Regions from separate parts of the Mus musculus genome. Here regions 2 and 3 are each linked to region 1. Evidence: chromatin loops called from intact Hi-C (ENCODE). Cell type or tissue: heart. All regions are shown on one strand.

Evidence for each region. Hi-C counts contacts between places; a loop is a spot of excess contacts. Peaks named below come from ENCODE experiments on the same cell type or tissue, not always from the same donor. Only the 100,000 strongest peaks of a DNase experiment are listed, where the experiment ranks them.
Region 2: it touches region 1 in a loop (7-fold over the local background); 11 of 42 quality-filtered maps call a loop at or near these places.
Region 3: a loop joins it to region 1, with 2.3 times the contacts of the local background. A loop is called at or near these places in 9 of 42 quality-filtered maps.

Annotation. Positions count from the first base shown.
Region 1 is chr8:22,472,030-22,480,029 of GRCm38, forward strand. It overlaps Smim19 (small integral membrane protein 19), which reads right to left and starts at 4,850. Exons shown (of 4, transcript NM_001146117.1): 1 at 4,477-4,850; 2 at 1,413-1,551. The coding sequence starts at 1,546. It overlaps Slc20a2 (solute carrier family 20, member 2), which reads left to right and starts at 4,671. Exons shown (of 11, transcript NM_011394.3): 1 at 4,671-4,896. In heart, no CTCF peak of the experiment used is centred here; DNase peaks (open chromatin) are centred at 4,672, 4,762, 5,112 and 5,322; H3K4me3 peaks cover 2,901 bases; H3K27ac peaks cover 2,408 bases.
Region 2 is chr8:22,562,508-22,570,507 of GRCm38, forward strand. Slc20a2 (solute carrier family 20, member 2) reads left to right here. Exons shown (of 11, transcript NM_011394.3): 9 at 1,522-1,707; 10 at 3,107-3,191; 11 at 5,740-7,109. The coding sequence ends at 5,913. Among named protein-coding and RNA genes, the nearest start is that of Vdac3, 27 kb to the right of the region's middle. In heart, a CTCF peak has its summit at 3,780; DNase peaks (open chromatin) are centred at 394 and 3,054; H3K27ac peaks cover 365 bases.
Region 3 is chr8:22,535,606-22,543,605 of GRCm38, forward strand. It overlaps Slc20a2 (solute carrier family 20, member 2), which reads left to right. Exons shown (of 11, transcript NM_011394.3): 3 at 3,199-3,339; 4 at 4,755-4,840. Among named protein-coding and RNA genes, the nearest start is that of Vdac3, 54 kb to the right of the region's middle. In heart, a CTCF peak has its summit at 3,838; a DNase peak (open chromatin) is centred at 2,136; H3K27ac peaks cover 1,695 bases.

The DNA.
Region 1 (8,000 bases):
TGTCACATGCAAGTGGATCCGTGATGACGTGTGGCGCCTTCTTCCACCCACACCACGCCCACAATCCAGCCACTGAGAGAGAGCTACCAGGCAACAAGGGCAAGCACAAATAGGAGAGGGATATCTAAGGCCAAACAGAAACGATTTCTGGAGTATTAATTATTATGAATTACTTAATGACTTTTTAAACCTCAGTAGAGAATGTCCCAAAGTATATACCTACAAGCAGAATACTGATTTTCCTCTTTATAATACACCTTAGCCACCTCTGCCTTCATCATCATCTTCATCATCTTCATCACCACTGCCACCACCACATTATCATCATCACCACACCAGCACTACCACCACTACCACCACCACCACCACTACCACCACCACCACCATCATAATTACTTCTATTATTGTTTGCTGGATTGAGGGGAACAAAGCCAGGAAGAGTTAAAACAGTATTTAAATTAAGCTATACTAGAAATTAAGACAGAAAAATTGTCTCTTAAGAATTTGGACCAAGTGGCTTATCAATGACACAAAGATAAAAGCCCCATTTCTTGTTCTCAAGGAACTGGCATTTTTATAAATAAAGAACAGAGAAGTAGTGTGCTGGTTTCCAGTCAACTTGTTATACAGCTGGGTCACCGGGAAGACAGGACCTTAGTGGAGGACTGGCTGCTATCAGGCTGGCCGGTATTTAAGTCTGTGGGGCATTCTCCTGGTCAATAACTGCTGTAGGAGGGCCCAGCTCACTATGGGTGGGCGGTCTCAGGGTGCGGAAGACAGCAAACTGGACAAGTCATGGAGAACAAGCCATAAGCAGTGTCCCTCCATGCTCTCTGCTTCAGTCCCTGACTCTAGGTTCCTGTCTGGGGTTCCTGTACTGACTGCACTCACGGACTGTGGCCTTTAAGCTGGAACGAATGCTCTCCTGGGCCTGTAAACTGAAACGAACGCTCTCCTCTGCAAGCTGCTTTCCATCCTGGTCTTAAAGCAATTAGGATGCGAATTAGTACAAGTGCTGTGCGTAAGAAGCAAGGGATAGGTCAAACCGGTGAGGAGAGGTCTGCTAACTACGTGGGCATCAGAGTACCTTTGCATTTCAGACACTTGGGTGAAAAATACTTTAAAGTGTGCTCATTCCAAGGAGACAGTGTATCAAAGCTGGTGACAGAGACAGGTATTTTAGAAGTGCTAGCATCAAACTTTAGAGCAACAGGTCTGTCACCCAGAACTGAGTATGGGGTTTTCAAATCAAACTCCTGTCACCAGCACCCACATGGACAGCACCTCTCCATCCAGGAACAAGATTTCTGAAGAGACATTTTTAATACACTTAATTCTGCTAAACCAAACCAAAACAAAACAACAACCACCAGACTGCTTTGATGAGCAGTATCTTATATACCCTTACTTACCTCTTGGCATACATGAAGAGACCAAAGCTAACAAGGATAACTATCAAGTAAACATTGGTGGCTTCGTTCCAGGCTTCATGGACTGTGTAATCAATAGAACCGTCATCAGCCATCACACCATAACTTCCGGCCATGGGAACTGTAAGGAAGAAGAGAAGGCAGGGTTGGCTAAGCTGTGGTCACTAACTGTTGCATGGCCTAGAGCTAAGAATGACTTTACATTTTGAAGTAGATGCATGCCATTCATTCCTTGCATGTATTTTTGGGGGTGCTGGGGGGTGTCAAACTCAGGTTATACATATACTAAGCATGCTCTCTACCCTAAGCTAGCCTGCAGTTCCTAAATTGGTACACTATGACCCTGCTTCAATTTTCCTCAGTATTTATAGAGTCTAAGTCTATTCTAGAGTCTAAGGCTCGTGAGATGGCTCAGCAGGTAAGAGCACTGACAGCTCTTCCAAAGGTCCCGAGTTCAAATCCCAGCAACCACATGGTGGCTAACAACCACCTGTAATGAGATCTGACGCCTTCTTCTGGTGTGTCAGAAGTCAGCTACAGTGTACTTATGTTTAATAATAAAATAAATCTTTGGGCCGGAGCCAGCAGGGACTGAGCCAGCGGAGTTGACCGGAGCGAGCAGAGGTCCTAAAAATTCAATTCCCAACAACTACATGAAGGCTCACAACCATCTGTACAGCTACAGTGTACTCACATACATAAATAAAATAAATAAATCTTTAAAAGGCACAGAGCACACTATTATCACTGTTTGTTAAGATACAAAAATATTGCTAAAAGAACCGAATTTGAAATGCTACTGAAGTTTCCAAACTGTAGCAGTCACTCAGATGAAAACAACGGGAATGAAACCCTTCCAAACATAGACCCAGACAAGGGCTGGGATTCTGAGGGCAGCCTCTCTCACGACATCAACCTAGAAGAGAACAGGCGCACACTAGCTGCTCATCCTGTACCTTCCAACATGCCTGTCCATCGGGAGCTGGACCAAGCTTGGCCGGTTTACTGAATCTGGCTAAAAAGAAGTAATGAGATTAAAAGTGACTTTGCTACGTAGTCATAATCACACATTCTTTGGAGAAATTCCCACAGAGAGCAGGGGTGATAAACACAAGTGTAGCAAAAGAATAAAGGTTTCTTATTCCTGTTTGAGAGCTGAATTTTTCCCTGAGGGCAAAGTTCTTCCTCCATGTTGAACACAAAAGGGATGTCTGAAAGTAATTCAGGCAGTTTTAGGCAGGCTACAGGTATTGGTATAAACACTGGTCTTGTAAAAATATTTTGGTCAAGGAACAATGAACAGAATTTAACTGTAAAAGACGTAAAACTTTACTATCTAGATATTTGGGTAGACCTAACTCCCAAATATTAATGGCCGTAGCGATGGGCTTTTGGTCGTGTGGGAAGAATAGGATAGGTGGCAGAGTCACATGTTCAAATCTTATCTTTTAACCCCAATTTCAGGGTTCTCTGACTTTTTTTGATTTATAGTAGTCAGTCTATTTTAGACGGAGATTTCCGGAAGACCAAATGCTAAAACTGCCTTTAACCTGTGGCACTTTAGACCGTTGTAAATGCCACGATCCTAAAATGGCAATAGCCATGATCATATTTGGTAAAACCTAAGTGACTGGAGATGGTACCGAGAGCACAGACCATAAAGTGTTAACAGTCATAGCCCTCAGAACTACGAGTTAACCAATCAGGAAAGAATCAGTGATCAATAAGGCAGGGGCCACTAGGATCCGGAGTGAGTGCCAATTATTTACCTGACAAATTAACACAATGTTTCCTAATGCCTAGTGGATCTGAACCCGGTTAATTTCTTGCGAAGGTTTTCGACACAACCCTGTCCACCTGCCATGGTGTGAATAATATACTTCTACCCAGAGATTGATGGCTTCCTACTATATTACACTTTAATCATACTTAGAAAAAGCTTTTCTAACCATTGCTGACCCAGGATGGCAAAACAGATTCTATAAAACCATCCATAGTATGCAATAACACCGCTGCTCCACAGGTCCTGGGTGGATGAGTTTCCTTAGACCCACAGTTTAAAGGGTCTGCACTGAAGCTAGGCCTCTCCTGCTAGTCCTGACACCATCAAGGCCACGCTTTGGAAGAGTCAGGAATGGAGAGTTCAGAGTCCACAGTGCAGACATGGAGGTACTTTAACCACGCCTCCCACGCACTTTGTGTAACCTAACCAAGTGTGAGGATATGCGCCTTTCCCCTTCAGTCTAAAGTAAAATGTCCAGGGGTTGGTTCATTTCAGGCAAGTTAATGCTCTAGTAGATTGATGCTGAGAGTGACATTCTGGGCTCTTATGGGAAAACTGACATCTTCCCTCAGCTGTCCGGTGATGTAATGTTTAAACTATTATTGCATTAGAAAGATGCTAGCTAGATGGAGCTGATTTAAGCTGCAGGTTAAACACGCATATTAAGAGATCATGACATCAAAAAACGCATCCATCGGGATTTAGTTTAAGGCTGACCTCCTTTTGGGTGACAAAATCCTTTTCAGGTAATCATGAGACATTATCCTAAGTTTTAAAGTTTGTCCACTCCGTTCTAGAACCTGCCACCTCGCTTGGAATGCTATTTTCTGCCTCTCACGTGGGACTTTTGTTACTCTCTCACGGAAATTCAGACTACACATAATTTCTAACAACGGAACCCAAACACCATGAGGGGAAGATTCATTCTCCTGACTCTCTGAAGCACTGCGACGTTTGAGGTCCTAAAACAGACGGGAACAAGGTCACAGGCTTTCACCCCATCCTAGAGGACGGAGCATAGCTGAGGCCTGTGGACTGCGCAGTACACGTTCGAGTAATTTTTTTTTTCTTTTTGCACCCATCCTGCTTTGACGCACTGCAACTCAATAACAGGTGACAGTGGTGGCTCTGAGATCCCAAGGCCACAGGGACCCGGGGAACGGGAGGCGCAGAGGTGGCACACAGATCTGACGCCCAAACCTGGCCTCCTCCAGCCGCCGCCCCCCTCCCCCGAGCCTGTGCAATCTGTTCCAGGTGACATACAGGACAGTCCTCCCGCGACGGGACGCCGCACGCTCCCGCCGGCGTCTCTGCGGGCTCCGGGGACCCTAGGCACGCTGCAGCCGCCCCGCTCACTCCGCCCGCAGAGACACCCAGGTCGGGATCTGACCCGCAGCAGCTCGCAGCCCGCGGCTGGGCCCGGACTGGACGGGACGGGGCGGGGCCGGGACGGGGGCGGGGCGGTGACGCAGCCGCGCGCGGGCGGGCGAGCGAGCGGGAGAGCGGGCGGGCGGGCGCTCGGCGGCTGCTGAGGTGCGGAGGCCGCCGCGCCGAGCCGCTCCGCTCCGCTCGGGCTGTTCCGGGAGTCGGGCGGGGAGCGCGGGCCGAGACCCAGCGGACCGGACGACCTCGCCTTCGTCACTTCCTGCCGGCCCGCGGTTTCCGGAGGGAACGAGAAGCCAGGTTTTGTTATTGGTTTTTCTTCCTTCCCTCTGTGCGGGATCGGAGCCCGACGCCGCGGCGGCACCGCGTGCCGCGTGTGGCGGGAGCCGAGCGCAGCGCGGTGCAGCGCGGCGGTGCGTCTCTCCGCGCGCCGCGGCCCGGGTCGGCGCGGGCGGGAAGCGGCGGGCTCAGGCCGGAGGGCGCCGAGGCTCCTCCGCGGTGGGGCGGTCTCGGGGTGTCTGCGCGTGCTCCCGGGACGAAGCTGGCTGGCTGGGTTCTCGGTCTCCTCATCTTCCCGGCTGTGAGGCCGAGGCGACTGCTCTCTCGCATCTTTGCTTGAATGGCTAGGGTGTTTTTAAAAGAAAAAGAACAAAAAAGAAAAACACCATTTGCGTGGGGGGACTTGAATAAGGTTACGTTTTCCAGGGTGAGGCAGGTGGTGATCGTTAATGAGTGAGTGCAGTTTCGCCATTAAACCGATCAGTCGGTCCCCCCAGGTTAGTGCGGCCATGCAAATAAAGCGGCCCATTGTCCACGTGCTTAAGGGCTTAGCAATTCCAGCAGGGCAAGTTCTCCGGGATCATCTGACTTCTTGTTACCATTCTTGCTCGCAGTGTAGCGGTTCTCTTGAGTTGGCGTGCAGAGATAAGAGCAAATAATTAGACTGTAACTTTTCACAAGTTGTCTTGCCTATTACAAACTCACCTTCCCTTAGGATCAGTAACATGTTTTTGTAGTATCAGTGTATGTGCGTTTACGTATATTATACACACAATCATTTATATAATTTTTAAACCATTTAGTTTGAGTTTAAAGTTAGAGAATTAGAAAGAGTAGTACACGTGGTGTTTGCTGCCTGTTTGCCGGGACAGTGCCAGATGTTCATAGATGTTTTATATCAGTTCATTCTCAAGGGGAACTTCTTACATAGGCGTAGATTGTTCAGTTTCTCAATACTTAAGTTTGATTAGCTCGCACCACTATGTAGAACGTTGGCTTTAAATAGTTGTTTCTCTTCTGAAAATAAGGGTGCTGATCACAGAATAACTTAGCAAATTAGTGTGGCTTTAGAAAGAAGTTCATAGAAGTGTGTTTAGTCCATTTGGGTGTATAAGAGTTTTAAAAGCCTTGTGGCTCTTTTCTTACTCCTAAGTGCCCATTATATAACATGGTCAGAAGTTGATCTAGATAGGGTGGGCACCAGGCAAAGGTACAGAGCCGTTACTCAAATTTGGGGTCCTTTGTATTTCTTACTACACTTCCTAACTGAAGGCAAACAAACATGTGAAATGATTTTTTTAACACCAAACTAAGAAAATTAAACAAAAACAAGCTGTAGGCTGTTAGATTTTTTTATTTTGCTTGACTGCCCCCCCCCCCTTTTCTCTTTTAGGTAGGGTCTCACTGTGTATCTCTGACTGGCCTGGATTTATGTAGATCAGGATATATCTCTGAACTCAAGAGACCTGCCTGCCTCTGCTTCCTGAGTGCTGGGATCAAAAGTGTCCCCTCCTACACTCAGCTAGGAGTTTTGGGGTTTCGCTGAGCATTTGAATATTAAGAATGTTAGATTTTTCTGTATTGTGCATACTTGTGCCTAACTTTTAAATTAGGATTTAAGTATTTTAAACACATATTCACTTATTATATCCAGTGTAAGATTAAACTATAAAAACACCATTTAAGGTTTAGGTAGCCATAACAGTTCAAAAGCTGATTTGTGAGGGTGATGGTAGAGAGTAGAAGTGGCTGGAAAGTTTTGACAGACTCGGGAAGGAGCTTGGAAGCTTGTACTTGTGGGTAAATTAGCATATTGGAACTTACATATCAGGTAACTCTAATGGTCAGTCACTGGGAAGAATTAAAAGTTGACAGAGCTTTGTGAGTTGACATTTACCAAAGGGTTTCTCCCTTTACTTGAGGACATGGCCTTTGGGGAGGGAGGCAAATAGAGAAGAGAAAGTTGCAAATTGTCTTCCGGAGTGAATTCTCTGTGTGAATAACTCGTACTACCACTTATGAACCTTGTCAAGCACTTTGCAAGCGTTGAGATTTGTGGGTAGGTGTTGGTAGTTGAAAGACAGAGAAAGGGAAGAGAGAGTAGTGGTAGGAATTTCCTCACTGTCTTTTGGGCAAAGTTTGGAACTGAACAGAGTCTATCTATCCCAATAATAGTGACAACAAATTTATAAATCACACCATTTTTATCAAGAAATATGGAAACTATTCCCTTAATATATAATCTGTACCCAACTGAGTAGATTTAAAATAACCTGCAATATATGAAAAAAATTACTAAATAATTCATATGTGCCATTTCTACGTTTGTGACAGCTGTAGTGAGCACAGCACAGTCTTAGCTCCTGCCTGTAAGTCATCCAAGTAATGATAGGAAGGGGAGCCTGTCTCGTTCTTCACTTCAGAACTGGACCCCTGGGCTGGGGGTGCAGCTTAGTGGAAGCATTCACCTAGAATGCTTGGAGCCCTGGGTGCTATCCCCGTAGTGCAAAAGCTGAGATGGAAACCCTTGTCTCTGGGGCCAGTGCCCTTCAGCCCACAGATTACAAGTCCGTTTGTGCTAAGCATGAGTTGTTGCTTATCCCCAGGGCCTGGTGCAGAGCCTGGCCAGGAAAAGTATTTATGGAATGAACAATGTAGCAAGTGCATCTGTTTCCTTTAGTTTAGCTCCGTCTTTCTTGCCTTTGAGTGTAGGGCTGTTCCAGGCTTACTTCTATAATTGAATCCTACATTAGGTTTTCATGGAGTTTGTTTCCTCACTTCGGATACAATGTTGGTTAAGGCCATACCTATTTATTCAGTACTATTTTTGAGAATTGCTTTGGCATTTATATACTGTTGTCTTGTATGTACCTATCGAATAAATACTTGTTATCATGGGAAAACATCAAACGTATTTTAAGCTATAGGTAATAATATTAGTTGGGCAAGCTTTGTATACATTTATGAAACAATGTAAAAACTGAGTGCCAAAAAAAAATAGGTAATACTTACGTAGCACATAAAACATGCCAGCCACTGTGCCCTTTACATGTTCCTATATTTGTGTTTTAACATTTTTTTTAAGATTTAAGCTAATTATATGTGTACACTGTAGCTGTTTTCAT
Region 2 (8,000 bases), 90 kb after region 1:
CCAAACATCAAACAAAAGATTGAGTACCTGTTAGACATCGGCATGTAAGTTTCCAGACCTAGAGAGATGAATAGAGGAGTGTGCTGAGCACAGAAATAGGACAGGCGTATCACTGAGAGGAAATATTGTATATTTAACTTCTTTGGGGTGGGGCTTGAATTCTGTGAACCTCGCTTGCCTCGAGTGTGGGAAGCCATGTCATAACAGCACTGCAGTTACAACAACAAAAACAGCCCCTGAAAGATCAGCAAGACAGTGCTCCCCTTATAAGATTGGCCCAGTGGCACGTGGTCCCCATCCATCACCTGCCACCGTCCCCAGAAACACTGGTGACACCGATAAAATCAAGAGCAGCACAATGTTCTCTGCATCTGGGCAGGAGTGCTGTGGGGGCCCTGTCTCGGGACGCCTCGGAGGGCCTCTTGTGCAGGGAGAGCCTGGAGGTCCTCAGGAATAGACACTGTCAGCGTCCAGCTGGCACTGTCTGACGGAGCAGGGCAGCTCTCAGTGTGGTAAAGCAGCGGGCACTCCCTCCATGAACAAAGCTTTGGACCTTCAAACTCTGGCTAGAGAGATCAGAAAAACATGCACAAAATGACTATCCCCAAAGCGCAGTGAGCGCTTAAGGTGACAGAGTAACCGCTTACAACTCAGAGACTCACTGAGACTTTGAAACAGTGTCATCTAGTTTAAAAAAATAAAAATTAAAAAAGAAATCTGACAGCAGAGTCGTCTGGGGACAGGCTTATCAAGCCCTGTCAGGACTCAGTCCAGAACCATTTGCAATTTACCATGAGCCTGTCTGGGACAACCCTCGGAGCTAGGCAAGTGGGGTCCTTCCAACACGAGTCCAAAGCTAAGAGACATGAGGTTTCCCACCCAGCACAGAGCAGAGCTGACCCGGAAGCCAATCCATGCGGACCCTCAACACACTGTCAACCAGAGTAGGGACGAGATCTGGAGAGACCTGAAAACCACGTGTCAAAGCTCTGGCCAGACCTCGAGAGGCCTGGGAAGCAGCAGTGTCGGGGGTATGGGGTGGGGGAGCACACGATGGTCTAAACAGTGTCCGCAGGAGCACCGTGGACGGTGCCCGGCTTCCAGGGCAGTTGTAAGAATGTGCCATCAGTGGTGGCCATCACCGCACAGTGTGAGGACTGACTTGTCTCTCCAGCTAGCAGCTAGAGTCAGGAGCTGAGATGGCAGTGGACATGGAAAGGGATTTGAGGGAAAGATAAGAGAGAAAGAACTCGGTGCTCAGATTTACTCTGAGTGGTTTTTTTTTCAAGTACCTTTTCAGAACCATGTAATTGTACTGAACCCTGCCTAACTCTGCCTAAGATGGTAAGATGGCCAGTCTTCTGGAGTGCTGTTTATATTCACTTAATGTCATTTATCACCGTAGATTACATAAGCTACAAATACAATACGATTAGCTAATTTTAAAAACTGAGAAGTCACTATATATTGTGTATACTGTTGTGCCTATATATAGTTAACTTTTTTTTTTTTTTTCCCCAGCAATGCTATTGGTCCCCTTGTGGCTTTGTGGCTGATATATCAACAAGGCGGAGTTACACAAGAAGCTGCTACTCCAGTCTGGCTGCTGTTTTACGGAGGAGTTGGCATTTGCACAGGTCTCTGGGTTTGGGGCAGAAGAGTGATCCAGACCATGGGGAAGGACCTCACGCCCATCACACCGTCCAGGTGAGGAGGCCCAGGTGAGGCCTCAGGAGGCCGTGCTTAGGAGAGAGGTGGGCCTTACTGCAGAAGTCAGCCTATCAGATCTTCCTCCTGCTCCTCTCACGAAGCCGATGGTCATGTGAGAAAGCGCAGAGGGATTCCTCCCGGCCTCATTCCCCACCAGCAAGCTTCTTCCCCATCCTATCTCCCCTTGGCCAGGCCATCTACCCTGACGGAGCAAGCGGGAAGGCAAACTAGGGGGCTGCTGTAGTTCCCAGTCTATCCGCAGTCATTCTAATGCAGTGTGACACAGGCGCAAACTAGAGCCTGGGGCCGGCCTGTTCCAAACTCCCTAGCCACATCCACTCTCCTACTCTTGTTGGCTTTCTGTGCCAATACAAAACACCCAAGGTATGCAGTTCTGAATAGGACAGGTCCTTGTGGTTCGTGCTTTCACAGGTCCGTTTCAGTTTGTCCTCCTTCTGCAACCTGGGTCATAGGAAAAACAAGACAAACAAAACAAAATCCACCTCATAGCCAGCAAGCAAAAGCAAACAAAGGAAAGGCCAGAGTCCTACACCCCTCAAGGATATGCCCCAGTGACCCAGACACCCCCACCTAAAGATTATATCACTTCCCAAAGAGTCTCACAACATCCCATGGACCACACTTTGACATACGGGCCTTTGGGGGCACAAACTCCAAAACGTGGCCCCTGCCTAACCCCAGATAGTCAAGCCCTGAGACCTGCCATCCTCCAGGGTCCTTAGGACAGGGCATGCACATCTGAGATGTCATGTTAGTCATCCTGTGGAGCAGCCTGTGGCTGTGTGGCTCAAGGTTAGCTAGCAGATCTCAGCTGACAGAATACAACTAAACTTCAGAACTATCTGTTGTAGGAAATCTTTTTTTCTCCGTGTTTCTTTTTTAAACTTATTTTAGGGATTTCTGTTCCCTTTGGTTTCCAATTTTCAGTTCCCCATCCTTAAGATCCATCCTAACAAAAGGTTATTTTAGAAGACTAGATTGAAAAAAATTTGTTATCTGAAGATTGCTAAATTGGTCATCTGAAGATTGCTTTTTTGTAATACGTTCACACGTTGTTTAAAACAAGCACCTAGTCTTTCCTTTGCCCCAGTAGAAATGAGTAATTTATCATCTTACTGCACAGCAGGAATTTCTGACCCAGTTGCACACTTCAGGTTGGAAAACATGCTAGGAAAACAAGGTCATGGGCGTCAGCTGCACAGCCCGCTGCCCTGCTGCGAGCAACAGAGTCTTGTTCTCCTAATGGTCATCTGGCTCAGGCAGCCGTCCACAACCAGCTTACAGAATGTTCTGGCAAGACTTCTGCAGCCACGGGGTGTCGGCAAGGCCACACAAAGAGCTCCTGTGACGTTGTCTTCCTGTCCCCCCCACACAGTGGCTTCACTATTGAGCTGGCCTCTGCCTTCACCGTGGTGATTGCCTCCAACATCGGGCTTCCTGTCAGCACCACGCACTGCAAGGTAGGCCCCTGCCAGCCAGAGACTGCCATTCTGAGGGGTGGCAGGTCGGTCTGAAAAGAAGCAGCTACACCGTGTGGTTGGTGTGGGACAGCCAGGCCTGTTTGTTTCCCTAGCACCCGCCTCTAATCCTTCCCGGTCCCCAGCAAGGCACCTGGTGCTGAGGCTGTGCCTCCTCAGCACCAGTGAGAGCTTCCACTCGCCTGTGCCCTCACTGTGCCCACCTGCAAGTTCCCCTTGAAGTCGTGTGTGCACTGAGCCTGACTGCAGGTTCCCATGGGATGTGCCCTCCGGTTCCTGCCACTGCGCAGAACTGACCTCAGAGCAGGACAGAAACAGAAGGAAACAAAAATTATTTCAGAGCAATTATAAGATGTGGCTGCTTCTGGTTCTCCCCTCACATGACGCTTAGGCTGACTCTTGTGCCTTAGAGTCTATTCCAAATGAGGGTCAGGAGGTAGCTCCTGATGCTGGTATGGTGTATTATGTCCAGTTGTTCACAGGGTCCTCCTAATTGTAATCAATCAGTAGACATCACCATACCAACCAACCTGACTCTGATGTATGAGGCGACCCCCACTGGGCACCGCTGGAAGTGCAACGGGACGTTGACCCACTCACAAACTGCAAGGACGGTTGAGATAGCACTTGCCCAGCCTCACAGATGAGGGAATGGAGGCAGAGAGAGGTTAAGAAGCATTCCCACCCAGGGCTGGCATGGTGCTCTGCTGTTCCCCTCCCTCGTACACAGGAGGAAGGCCAGCAGAGACTGGCACCCCCACTGCTCACCCACGGGGACTGCTCCAATGTCGGGAGGTTTTAAAATAATGAAAGGTTCTTGGGCGGCTCATAATGATAGCGTGTGTCCCTAGCACAACTGAGATCCTGAGTTCAGCCAATAGTGCCACAAAAAAATGAATACAAATTACCAAAGAAGCACGGGTTCACTGAAATACTTAACAAAAAACAGGGTGGCCTATGAGGATAGCCATCTCCCTGTTCTCCACGCTTACTCTGTGCCAAGGAAAAGGCAGCTAGCTTCTCAATTTCCCATTTACTCATTCACTGTGTGTGTGTGCGCACGACATTCATGCGGTGGTCACCATGTGGGTGGGTCCCAGGGTTGAACTCAGCTCATCAGCCTTAGGTGGCAGCTGTGTGGGTGAGCACCTTTACCCACCGGGCCATCTCAGCTGCCCACTTTCCGCCATTTTGTAGGCATAAACAGTCACACCTGCCCGGCTTCCCTAGCTGTTGTCACCTATTAGCCATCTTCTCCACAGTAATGGAATATAAGTCACATGGAGAGGAACTCCTGCCTAGCAATTCCAGCCTCTCTGGAAGGAGACTTGATTAGGAATATGGAGGCCAGTGAAAGGATAGCAGAGAACATGAAGACCCTGTGTTATGTGGAAATGTCACAGTAAAACCATTATGTGCACATAGGTGCATATACTAACTTTCAAACTTAACTCTCAAGTCGGGCATGGTGGTGCACTAGGGCTCAAGAACCAGAGGGAGGGCAGAATCTCTTGAGTGTGAGGCCAACCTGGGCTACACAGCAAGTTCCAGGCCAGCCTGAGCTACATAGTGAGACCCCTGTCTCAAAAAAATTAATTAGTTATTAAGTAAAGTAAAATAAAATCAAACTTTAATTTTTCACCTTGAATTATAACTTGCTCGATATTTATAGCATAATAGGGATATTTTATTAAGATATTTATATCTAATTTGTATAAGACCTTAATAAATATGTATGTTACTGTTACCAAGGTGCCTGCACTGAGCACATAGTCAATTCTGTTTCCGTGATACAATAAGTAGTACAAGGAAGAGCTGTTGGTATGAGCAGGTCCTGCGCGCAGGACCACAGTGGGACGGTGTGTGCAGCAAGGCCAGACAACTAACAGAGAGAAACTGCCCACATCCAAATGAAAGTACAGAAACCTCCAGCTTGATTAGAAAGTGTGTCAAATGGGGGCAGCACTCGCGGAACCTGCATAGCTGCAGGGGGGCACAGTGATTTTACAATAATTCTAGTAGGAAACAAGGCTCTCGAGGTGGCTTCGATGGGGGAAAGGTGTTTGCCACCAAGCCGGACATCCTGAGTGCTAGGACTGAAGTGGTCCTCTGGTCTCCACACATGTGCTGTGGCGTGCACACACCCGCGTGCAGTAAATAAATATGAACCCAGTTATTTAAAAACTGAAGGAGGATCGTATCTGGCAAAGACTCAAGCATCTGCTGACAGGTAGAAAGGAAGATGTGGTAGGGAGCGTGCTATGCTGCACGACTGGAGAAGAGTTTCAGTCCTCAAACGCAGCCCGGCAGAAATGTTCTCAGAACTTTACAGAGAGAAACCAGGGTGAGAGCATAAATTATGAAAACTATAAAATGATCTCCATAGAAAACAAATGTGGGGCTCGGGTCACATGATACAGGCTGATGATGTCTTAAACAACTAAAAGTCGGTGTTTGTGAAAGTCTCCTCTCCTCTGCGTCGTCCTTTAAAGTAGACCTTACTCCTACTGCCATGTCTCTGCTCCTCCAGGTGGGCTCCGTGGTAGCTGTGGGCTGGATCCGCTCGCGGAAGGCTGTGGACTGGCGCCTCTTCCGGAACATTTTTGTTGCCTGGTTCGTGACTGTGCCCGTGGCTGGACTCTTCAGTGCTGCTATCATGGCTCTCCTCATGTACATATGTGGTCTCTTTTCTTCCAGTCGGTAGACGGCTGGAGGGATGTTCTGACGTGGCTAAGATACTCACACCTCCCACCCTTGCTTTCCCTGACACATGCACACCCTTCCACACGCCTTCCAGATGGCTTCGTGCCGGCCCTGCTTACCCAGGCCACAGCTCATCTTCCAGAATTAACCTACCTACTGTACATAGTAGCATACATCGAGCTGATGCTGTGATGGCATGATGTGGTGCGGTTACTTACAGTAGATGTGTATTGTGTACCTAGAATAGGTAGCATTTATCTCCAGCAAACTAAGAACGAAAGCAGAGGCATTGCCTAGACCGCAAGACTCTGTTAATTGTATATAATGATTTCAGTGGTGGCAAGTGTAGAGTATAAAATCCTTTTTTAAATACACTGTAATATAAGTGAGATACAGTATACTTAATGCAAACCTGGGCGAGTGCCCAGGCCCTTGAGTGACTGCACAACCCTGGGACAGGTGTTCACAAGTGCTCTCTCTGAAGAATGCGCTCCTGAGCTGGGTCTGAGTTACTGTCATGTGTCACAATGGCTTCAACGGTAAACTCAAACTACTTTTAACCGTCTGCTTCCTGTACACCTTTTTGATTGGAGAAACTTGGAAAGTACCAAAGAAATAGGGGATAACGTGCCAGTGTTGCATCTTCCCATTGCTTGTCCCCTCCCCACGGGCCACGACAGTGAACCTGGTGACACCAGCAGCAGCCAGGTGGCTGCCACACCAGGTACTGGTAAGCTTGTTCAGCGGCCTTTCCCTGTCACCAGCGTGGATGGCGTACGGCAGTGGGGGTGTAGAGTTGTACACTACATACATATCAAGTCCCACTCGGTGTCCCTCCCCGCCGTGCCCTGCAACCTGAAAAGCAGAATCCTTGTTGCCAGCATCAGAGCCAGTGAGCGCTTGATGGGCTCGGATGCTGCAAGTTCACGGTTAGTGGGAGGCACTGGCGAGGACACTGGGCTTGGGGATCTTAGAGGCCTTTTCTCTGTAGGACATCCGAGGTTCTCCTGTGGAGCCGCTGTTCTCTTCTGACGGTGGGAGAGAGTCAGGATGACTAAAATGTTAAGGGCCCGAAACCATGGAAATGCTGCTAATATTTTTATATTGACATACATTTTCACGGTACTTCATTGTAATTTTTTTCATTAATCAAGCATATTAAATTTATAATAAAAAAAAGTGCCCCTCAAAAACTTACTTCTGACGTCTTTTTCTTTCAGAGTTCTCACAAAAATAAAAACTATACAATTCATCCGCTTGTAGTTTCCCCTACATCTTACTACAATTCCGTGTTTGTGCAGAACCAGTACACAAAACTAGAAAGGGAAAGAGTGAGCCACACCTCTGTCAGCAGGCAGGAACATAGTCATCCGTCCACCATGATGACCATGGTAAGGAGACTACACTCCTGTGTGGAGCTCACCTGCTTGGCTCTTCGTTTCTGCTGACTCCCACTGAGGACCTGGTCTGTTCTCAAGCTGGGACACTCAGTGAAACCTTTCAAATTCCTCACTGTGCCAGCAATGTCGCCTAACAGCTGGATGGGTAATGGATGAGAACCACCATCCAGGTGTGCGGGTTTCAGGGCCACTGCCAAGTCTGAAACCCTCTCCTTCTAAAATGGCACCTTGCTTTCGACACTCGGCATCCTCTCAGATTTATTGGTGAGAAAATGATAGCCCTTGTGTGAGCAAACACTCTGCAGGCCACACAGCCTGCCTCTCTCAGGCAGCGGTCAGACCCTGCCGTAGAAGGGCCACCTGAGCCCTAGCAGGCAACTGCACCAGCTAGGTCCCAGTCAGGGAAGGAGTCTGGTGAGGTCATGCTTTCGGGGGGTGGGGGGCAGTGTTATCTGACAGGAGATGGCTACTCTGTATGTCATCCCAGGAGAGGAGGGAAAAGCCCACTCCAAAAGACAACTTTCCTGTCAAATGTCCAGAAAATGGTTCCTGTGTGTGATGAGGGACCCAAACAACGGAACTCCTCAGTCCCTGGCATCTTTGTGTGTGGTCAGACATGCTTCCCATGTATAGGAAATCTGCCTGAGGGACGAGAAAGCCACGCTCAGAGGAGAACCTCATTTATTCT
Region 3 (8,000 bases), 64 kb after region 1:
CGTGTATGCACTTGTGTGTACACGCATAGCACGTGTGCGCACTCTCTCCCTTGCTCCCATGGCTATTCCCACAAGTGCCGTCTTTACCTGTTTTGAAGCTGGCTTTGTTTTTTGTGTCTACCATACCATTTTCATTGACTGTACTTTGTGTATTTTTTTTTTTTTACAAGCAAACTTCTAGTCTCTCAAATTTTTAGCCATTTTAAAGTATACTTGGCACACAGGTTACCCCTCGTAGAATATTGAAATGTTGTTTTAGGGATATGTTAAATTTATTAAAGAATATGCATATTCTTTAATATATCATGGTTTAAATTTTTTAACCTATAACCAACCTTGCAATTTTATAATTTAATCTATAATTTCATTATAATCCATTAAAATTGAAAATTTTCTCATTAAGGTAGTAGTTTTTAACCTGTGGGTCCCATTTCATGGAGGTCACATAAGACCACTGAAAAACACAGGCACTTACATTATGACTCATGACAGCAACAAAATTACAGTTATGAAGTAGCATAGTTGGGGTCACCACAACATGAGGAACTGCACTAAAGGGTTGAAGCATTAGGAAGGCTGAGACCCACTGCTTTAAGGTATTGTGAGAAGAAGTGTTAAAACTCTGGGAGAAATAGAGACCCTGACAGACTTGAGTCCTCCTCAGTAGGGACTCTTCCTCCTGGGGAGCCCTCGTGGGTGATTTTCTGCTTCTCTAAGAGGCCCTCTGAGTCCCCACAGAGGGAGTGTGGCGTCCCACCGCTGTCAGTCCGTGTAGCTGTCCAGTCTCCACTTTTTCCATCCTCGGCCTTTGGCTCCTTATTCAAAAAGTAAAAGGGTTTTGTTTTGTTTTGTTTAAACCTCAACTAGATTTTGGGTTTACCAAGGCAATTTGAGGGTTTGTCTGAATAACACGATCTCTTCGGTTTCTCTCCTCTCTGGTTTTGTTTGGGGGTGGTGGTTGCAGCTCTTGTTTCCTTTTTGGTTTGTGGTTAGGGGAATTTCAAAGCTCACTTGGTTGGGAATTTGTATGACTCGTCTAGAATTCAAAAACTGAATTCCTTATTAGTAGGATCCGTGTGAATTTCAGATGTCACTGACCCTGTTGAGAATCCTGACCCCTCACTGTCCCGTGCCTCTGATTGCCCCTCCATGGGGTCTCCCTGCTCTCTGTCTGTCTCCTCTCCTCTCCCTGCATTCTCTTCATTCCATTTCCTTCTGTTCTGTTCTAACTAGACCTGGGGCCTCCATCCTGCTGTCGGGGTGGAGTAGAATCTGCTGTTACTGCCACCTAAGCTTCCCCAACAGAAGACCCTTTAAGACCCTTGCTTAGCCCTATAGAAAATCAGCCCACTGCATATGAGGCTTCCAGACCTGAGAATTCCAGCCTGGGCATCCATGCTCTCCTGTAAATACCCACATCAGCAGACAAGCCTTGCTTCCTGCCATCAGAAGAAGCTCACTAAGAGCTGGCAAGCCTCCTCCCCTCCACTTCCTGTCCTCACTCAGCACCTGCCCTTCCTCATACCTCCCCCTACCCCTCACTTAATCATCCAGACAGTGCCTCACACCTCAAAGAAGCCTGCCTCCCATCTCCTCCCGTTCACTTGGTATCTTTGTCCCAGAGTCTGTCCCTTTCTGCTTTGTAGGATATCTTTCTTCAGTTTCCTTTGTATGACCCTGTACCCTTCCGCAGTTCCAAGAGTGAGGCGGCTCCCACGCACTGCCTGACTCCCATGCAGACACACTTCATGCTGCTCCTTCACTCTGTCCCTCTGTCTCTCCTTCTTCCCACAACCCCCACCTCATTACAATGTATAAACTCAGCAAGAAAAATGATGGGGGCTCTCATGAGGGAAAGTAGAGTCCACGTGTGACAGGGTGAGTTCCAAGCATCCGCCCACACCACCGGGTTCACTTTATAGGACCGTTATAAAACCATAAAGTTAACACTCTTCTTCCATTCCAGCTCTGCGCTAGGAAACAGGATCCTAACTGTGGCTTTTCGTGGAAGTCAGCCAGTTACTGCTGGCCCAGGTCGCAGAGGTAGAGTCCAGGGAACTGTCCAATATCCCAAAGTCTTGCCACCTTACGGTAGCACATGACTGGTTCTATCTTCATTCAACACACACTTCAGAGATGTATATAGCTCCCCACCCAACCTTGACTCAAAGGCCGGCATGCCCGGCCTTGGCTGAAGCAGCTGTCCACTTTGCCTCATACACTAGGACCTGTGTGGCCTTAGATGACTCTCTTGCTGCTCAGATATCTTTGAAGAAAAGGCCAGGGGGGTGCTTAAGGACACTGTGCTGCCAGGAAACCTGATTTTCAGAGTTAACATTTGGGATTAACAGTCCACTTTATCAGCCTAGCCCTTTTGTTGTCCTGTGTTCTGTTTGCCCTTTTCAGCAACTGCTGCTGAAAAGGATATCTCCCAGCTGACACTCAGTGCTCCCTGTCCAGCTGACACTCTCAGTGCTCCCTGCCCGCCTGACACTCTCAGTGCTCCCTGCCCAACTGACACTCTCAGTGCTCCCTTCCCGCCTGACACTCTCAGTGCTCCCTGCCGGCCTGACACTCTCAGTGCTCCCTGCCCGCCTGACACTCTCAGTGCTCCCTGCCCGCCTGACACTCTCAGTGCTCCCTGCCCAGCTGATACTCTTATATATGCCCTGCTTATAACAATGTCTGCAGTGACTATATAGCCTAGAAAAACATCAAGCCTAGAACACAAGGCCAGACTGAGAGCTCCACATATTACAAGCAAGATCTGAGAGCAGACGCCCAGCTCCAGGTTAACTGTCTTGGTTATGTTTCACACAAGAGGCAAAAACCAAAGGGCAGTAGAGCATGTTTCTCTCTCTTACGTGGACCCATACGACACGGTTGATCTCTGGTTGTCTCGTGATGGACTACAAGACAGAACAAAACTTCCTCCCATATACTCTTTTAAAAGTGTTATTGTGCGTGGTGGCTTTTAACTCCCTTCCTGGTGTGGCCCGGCTTCACAGCAGAATGACTCATCATTGGCACAGGAGAGCTGTCACTCACTTTGAGTGGCTACAACATGATTAGTGTTTTGTAAAGAAAACAATTCATAGAGAATTAAACTCAGGGGTACATTGTCGATGCTCTCCCCTGCCAGGTGGCTAAGACACTGTATTTTGTGTCTGGAGTTTTAATTGATCTCTCCGCCCACAGGTTCAGCTGTCTGGCAGTTGATCGCGTCCTTCCTGAGACTGCCAATCTCGGGGACTCACTGCATCGTCGGCTCCACCATCGGCTTCTCACTCGTGGCGATTGGCCCGAAAGGAGTGCAGTGGATGGAGCTCGTCAAGATTGGTAATGGCCGTCTTCTTTTACCTTTGGCCAATACACTTCTCCTTTGCTAGAGGAGGTTTTATTAAGAGTTCCTTTTATAATATTTCCCCCCGCCTGCCCACCCGCCCCAGATGGTAAGGTTTAGACCTGGGTTGTATAGGCAACGGAGCAAGGCCACTGTTTACATGTCAGGTTTAACGCCACCCTTTCAAAATATCACAGCATCATCTAGCTGTGAAAATCAGTACTTTATTTGTTCTTGCCAAGAAAAGAAAATTTATCAAATTGAATCAATGTAATGGTCTGAGAAAGACTAGGTCTAGGCCCACGTGAAGAAGAGCCTTACATCCCAGTATCTGTGTTCATGGTCTCGGCAAAGCTCAGAATGAAGCCAGTGTTCTTTACAACGCTGGGTCACAGCTGCCCATGTCCGCCCTCTGGGGAAGCACTGCCAGGTTCCTTTGGTTGCAGGCCTCCTACCACCCCCAGGAGTCCAACTACACTTAGCTAGTGATGAGTCCTCCTGGCGGCCCATCTGTGCCAGTCCACTCAGAATTAAAAAGACCATCTCTGTCCTGCATGCTGTTGAGACTGTGATGCTAGAACCATCATACTCTTAGGAGCTACGGGCAATAGTGGGTCCCTGGCCTGCCAGTTAGGGGCACAGGCCACCGTGAAAATCACCTATGTATGTCTCAAGCTTCTGGAGAAACGGCTCTCAACTCTAGCCCAGTAGAACTACCGGAAGGAGCAATTCAAGTGCCCACACCCCGCTCTTATTCTGTATCTCCAGAATTCTGACGCTGGGGCTGGGGCCAGGGCACAGGCCAGAGCATCACTGGTGTTGCCAAATGCCCAGATAGTTTCTGGGTGTGGCACAAACTTGGAACCACCCGGAAGAGGTTGACGCTGGAGATTTTTAGTCATTAGATATGGAGGAATGAGAGCAGCAAACTGGATGTAGTTAAAGGAGCATAGCCCACCTTATATATAACCTTGCTGTTGGGACACCAGGCTCCACATGGATAGATAAAAGCAAGTGAGAGGCCCAGCACAGCGCTTCTCTACCCTCCTGATGCTGAGACCCTTTAGTGCAGTTCTCATGCTGTGGTGACCCCCCCAACCATAAGATTATTTTTGTTGCTACTTCATAACTGTAGTTCTGCTACTGTTATGAATCATAATGTAAATCAAGAAGTTGAGAACCACTTGCCTGGTAGGAACTAATCTGTAAACTCTCGGTGGATGGGAACCTCAGTCACCTAGCAGCACAACCAGCCGTGTGTGACCGTGTTTGTTCCCGGGGAGAGCGAGGGATTCCTGAGCTCTGACGCATGGCAAACAGTTCTGATGAGGGGTGTTAACATATGTGATGCGTTGCCCCTTGGTGTGTTGCAAGTCTTAACCTTCACTGAGTATTCCTTTCATTCCTTCAGTCGCCTCCTGGTTTATATCGCCACTTCTTTCTGGCTTCATGTCCGGCGTGCTGTTCATACTAATCAGAATGTTCATCCTTACTAAGGTGAGTGTGGCGGCTTCTCTGGTTTCTGGGTTGTACTAAGTTTTAGAACTGATTCTGGTTCTACTCAGTAGAAGCTAGTACCAGTACCAGTGGCTCGGCAGGAGACCTGTACTTTCATTGCCAGGACTCACCTGGAGTTTGAGTCACGGGTGTTCAGGAAGGGTCAGAAGCCTCAGGGAACGGCCAAGACTCTCCCGGGCCTTGCACACAAGGGCGCTTCCAGCCAGGCTCTATAATTTACTTCGTTAGCCCAAGCTCCCAGAAATTGGGCTTAGACCTCAAGAATGAGGTGATTATTTCCTGGTTGTCAAACAGAATATAATAAAATAAGCGTTAAGATTTTGAAATTCGACCAATAATTAAAATCAGCTGTCTAGTCTCCTAACTCTGTGGAAAGGTGCTGTCCTAGTCAGGGTGACCACAGCTGTGATGGACACTGATGGACCCGTGACCATAGCAACGTGGGAGGAAGGGTTTATCACACTTCGACTTCCAGTCACAGTCCATCACTGAGAAGTCAGGACAGGAGTCAAGCAGGGCAGGAACCTGGAGGCAGGAGCTGATGCAGAGACCATGGAGGGGTGCTGCTTACTGGCTTGCTTCCCCTGGCTTACTCAGTCTGCTTTCTTATAGAACCCAGGAGCACAGCTCAGGGATGGCCCCACCCACACTGTACTGAGCCCATCCCAGCAATCACTAATTAAGAAAATGCCTCCCAGTCTTGCCTACAGCCTGATCTAACAGGTTCCCTTCTCCCAGGTGACAGTGCTTGTGTCAAGGTGATGTAAAACTAGCTAACCCGAGTGCTTTTACATTCTTTTAATGGAGAAACACTGGGTTAATTTAAGAGGATTTAAAAAAAAAAAAAAAAAAAAAAAAGGAAACATAGAAACTCATTTTGTCTTTAAAAAAAAAAAAAACCAGAACATTGAAATCAAATTTGGGGCATGGTGGCGTATGCCTTTAATCCCAGCACCCTGAAGATAGAGGTTGGCAGGTATATATGGGGTCAAGGCCAGCCTGATCTACACAGTGAGTTCCATTAAGAGTGCTTATGGCTTCCCCATCGCTGTGAGGAAAGACCTAAAATAAACAACTTACGAGTAAGGACATTATCTCAGGTCAGGACTTCCAAGGTTTTGACCCATGATTATTAGTCTCTCTTGCCTTGAGCCAGCCAGAGCTCCAAGCATCCTGCAGAGGCGGGGCTTTCACCTGGGCCCTTGCTATATGTCTACCCTGTCTAGTTCCAGGGCCCTCCCCTCACAGCCTGATGTCCTCCCACTGTGCCGCCTCTGAGAAGCTCTCTCACCTCCTGTTAGTGCCTTCAGGGGACACAGGATCCACATTGGAGCCGATCACTTCCCTGCTAACTCTATATTTGTGGCCGATACCCCTGCTCTCTTCACTCTTCCCTCCTTCATCCCTTCCTGTCTGTAGGGACCTTCACTCTATACTTGTATGTGATCAGCTTTTGGTCTGCAGATAAATCCACTGCATTGCTCTCCTTTCTGTGCTCAGCCTACTGCTACATAGCGAGTGTCCTCTAGTTCTACCCGGGTTACTGGGATCCTTTCATGGATGAATGATAGAGCTGTAATATTGGTACATCATAATGATATATTTATATATCTATAATATTCTATGTTATATGTGTTTATCATATTATATTTTTAGCTCTTTAATTCATCTTTGAACACTTGGTTGACCTATTGAAATATTTGACAAGCTATAAGGCCTACCATTTTTAACTTTATTTCAGTGTGTGTGTGTGTGTGTGTGTGTGTGTGTGTGTGAGTGAGTGTGTGTGTGTGTGTGTGTGTGTAGGGCATGTGTGCACGTGTGTGTGGAAGTCAGAGAACAACTGTGTGAAGCTGGTTCTCTCTACTGCTATGTGGTTCCCAGGAATCGAACTTGGGTTGTCAGAGCGCATACAAAGCACCTCCACCCACTGAGCCATCCCACCAGCTCTTAGGCCTGCATTCAGTGGTTGTGTTGCACACTTGTCTTCCTGGTCACAGTTCCACATTTTGCTGTTTTCTGTGAGAGACATGTCCAGATGTGGTCTGAAAATGCTCAATGGAAAGTTCCACAGATGAGAGCTGTGCACGCTTTGCACTGCCTCTACACGAGTAATGTGATAAACTCACACACTTCCAACAGCAGCCAGCACGGTGTGACCTCCCCTGCCCAGCACATCCGTGTTGCTGATCTCTTAGCCATCTCTGATACTGCAATATCTGTGCTGAAGAAACACTTCTGTGGAAGCCCAGTGCTTCATTCGCCTTTCTTCATGCCCTCACATGGGGACTGTGGCATCTCTCATCATTAGAGGAAGAAGGGCAAGTGTGATAAATAAGACATTGACAAAGCTATGCATGTATATTGTCATATAGCGCTGTTATTGTGTTATCATTAATCTCTTCCTGTGCTGAATTGTAAATCTGCCATAGGAGTGTGTGTGCGTGTGTGTGCACATGAGTATGTGTGAGAGTGTGTGCATGTGAGAGAGTGTGTGCATGTGTGAGTGTGAGTGTGTGTGTGTGGACAGAAGAGCTGCTCGTGCACACTCAATACATTAAGGACATGACTTCCTTCCTCCGTGTGTTCCTGTCGACCATTAAAGGTTCATTCTCCTGAGTAAGCATAAACTCGGTCTTCAGTGTCTCAGCATCCTTCGTCTGGGCTAGGATTGGCCACATTAAGTTAGCTTACAGTTTGGCTACCAGCCTTCACCGGCCAGTACTGCTGCTTCTTCCACCTGGACTTTATCCTCAGTCAGAACCCTCCTATCCAGCTTCCTGGTGTCATTTTCCAGGACATCTCTCCTATCCCAGAGTTGGCATTTTCCTCCTTTCTGCTCTGGAGTGTGCTGCCCTCTCTTAGTGCTCGGTAGTGTGTGGTGTGTTATCTCTTCCTGTCTGCCTGCTTGCCTTCTATGAGGGTGGAGACCATGGGTGTCTTAGTCACTCTTAATTCCAGAGCCTTCTCTTGTGCTTACTACCTTTAAAGATGCTTGCCAGCAGTTTGTTAAGAGAATGTAGTGCCGCTGAGCATCTCCAGCCGAACCAGACTCTAATCCTACTGAAGACCACTGTGGTCTGCCAGTGAGAGGAGGCAAGTTCTGAATCTAGAATCTCTGGTATCTTGTGGTTCCTTC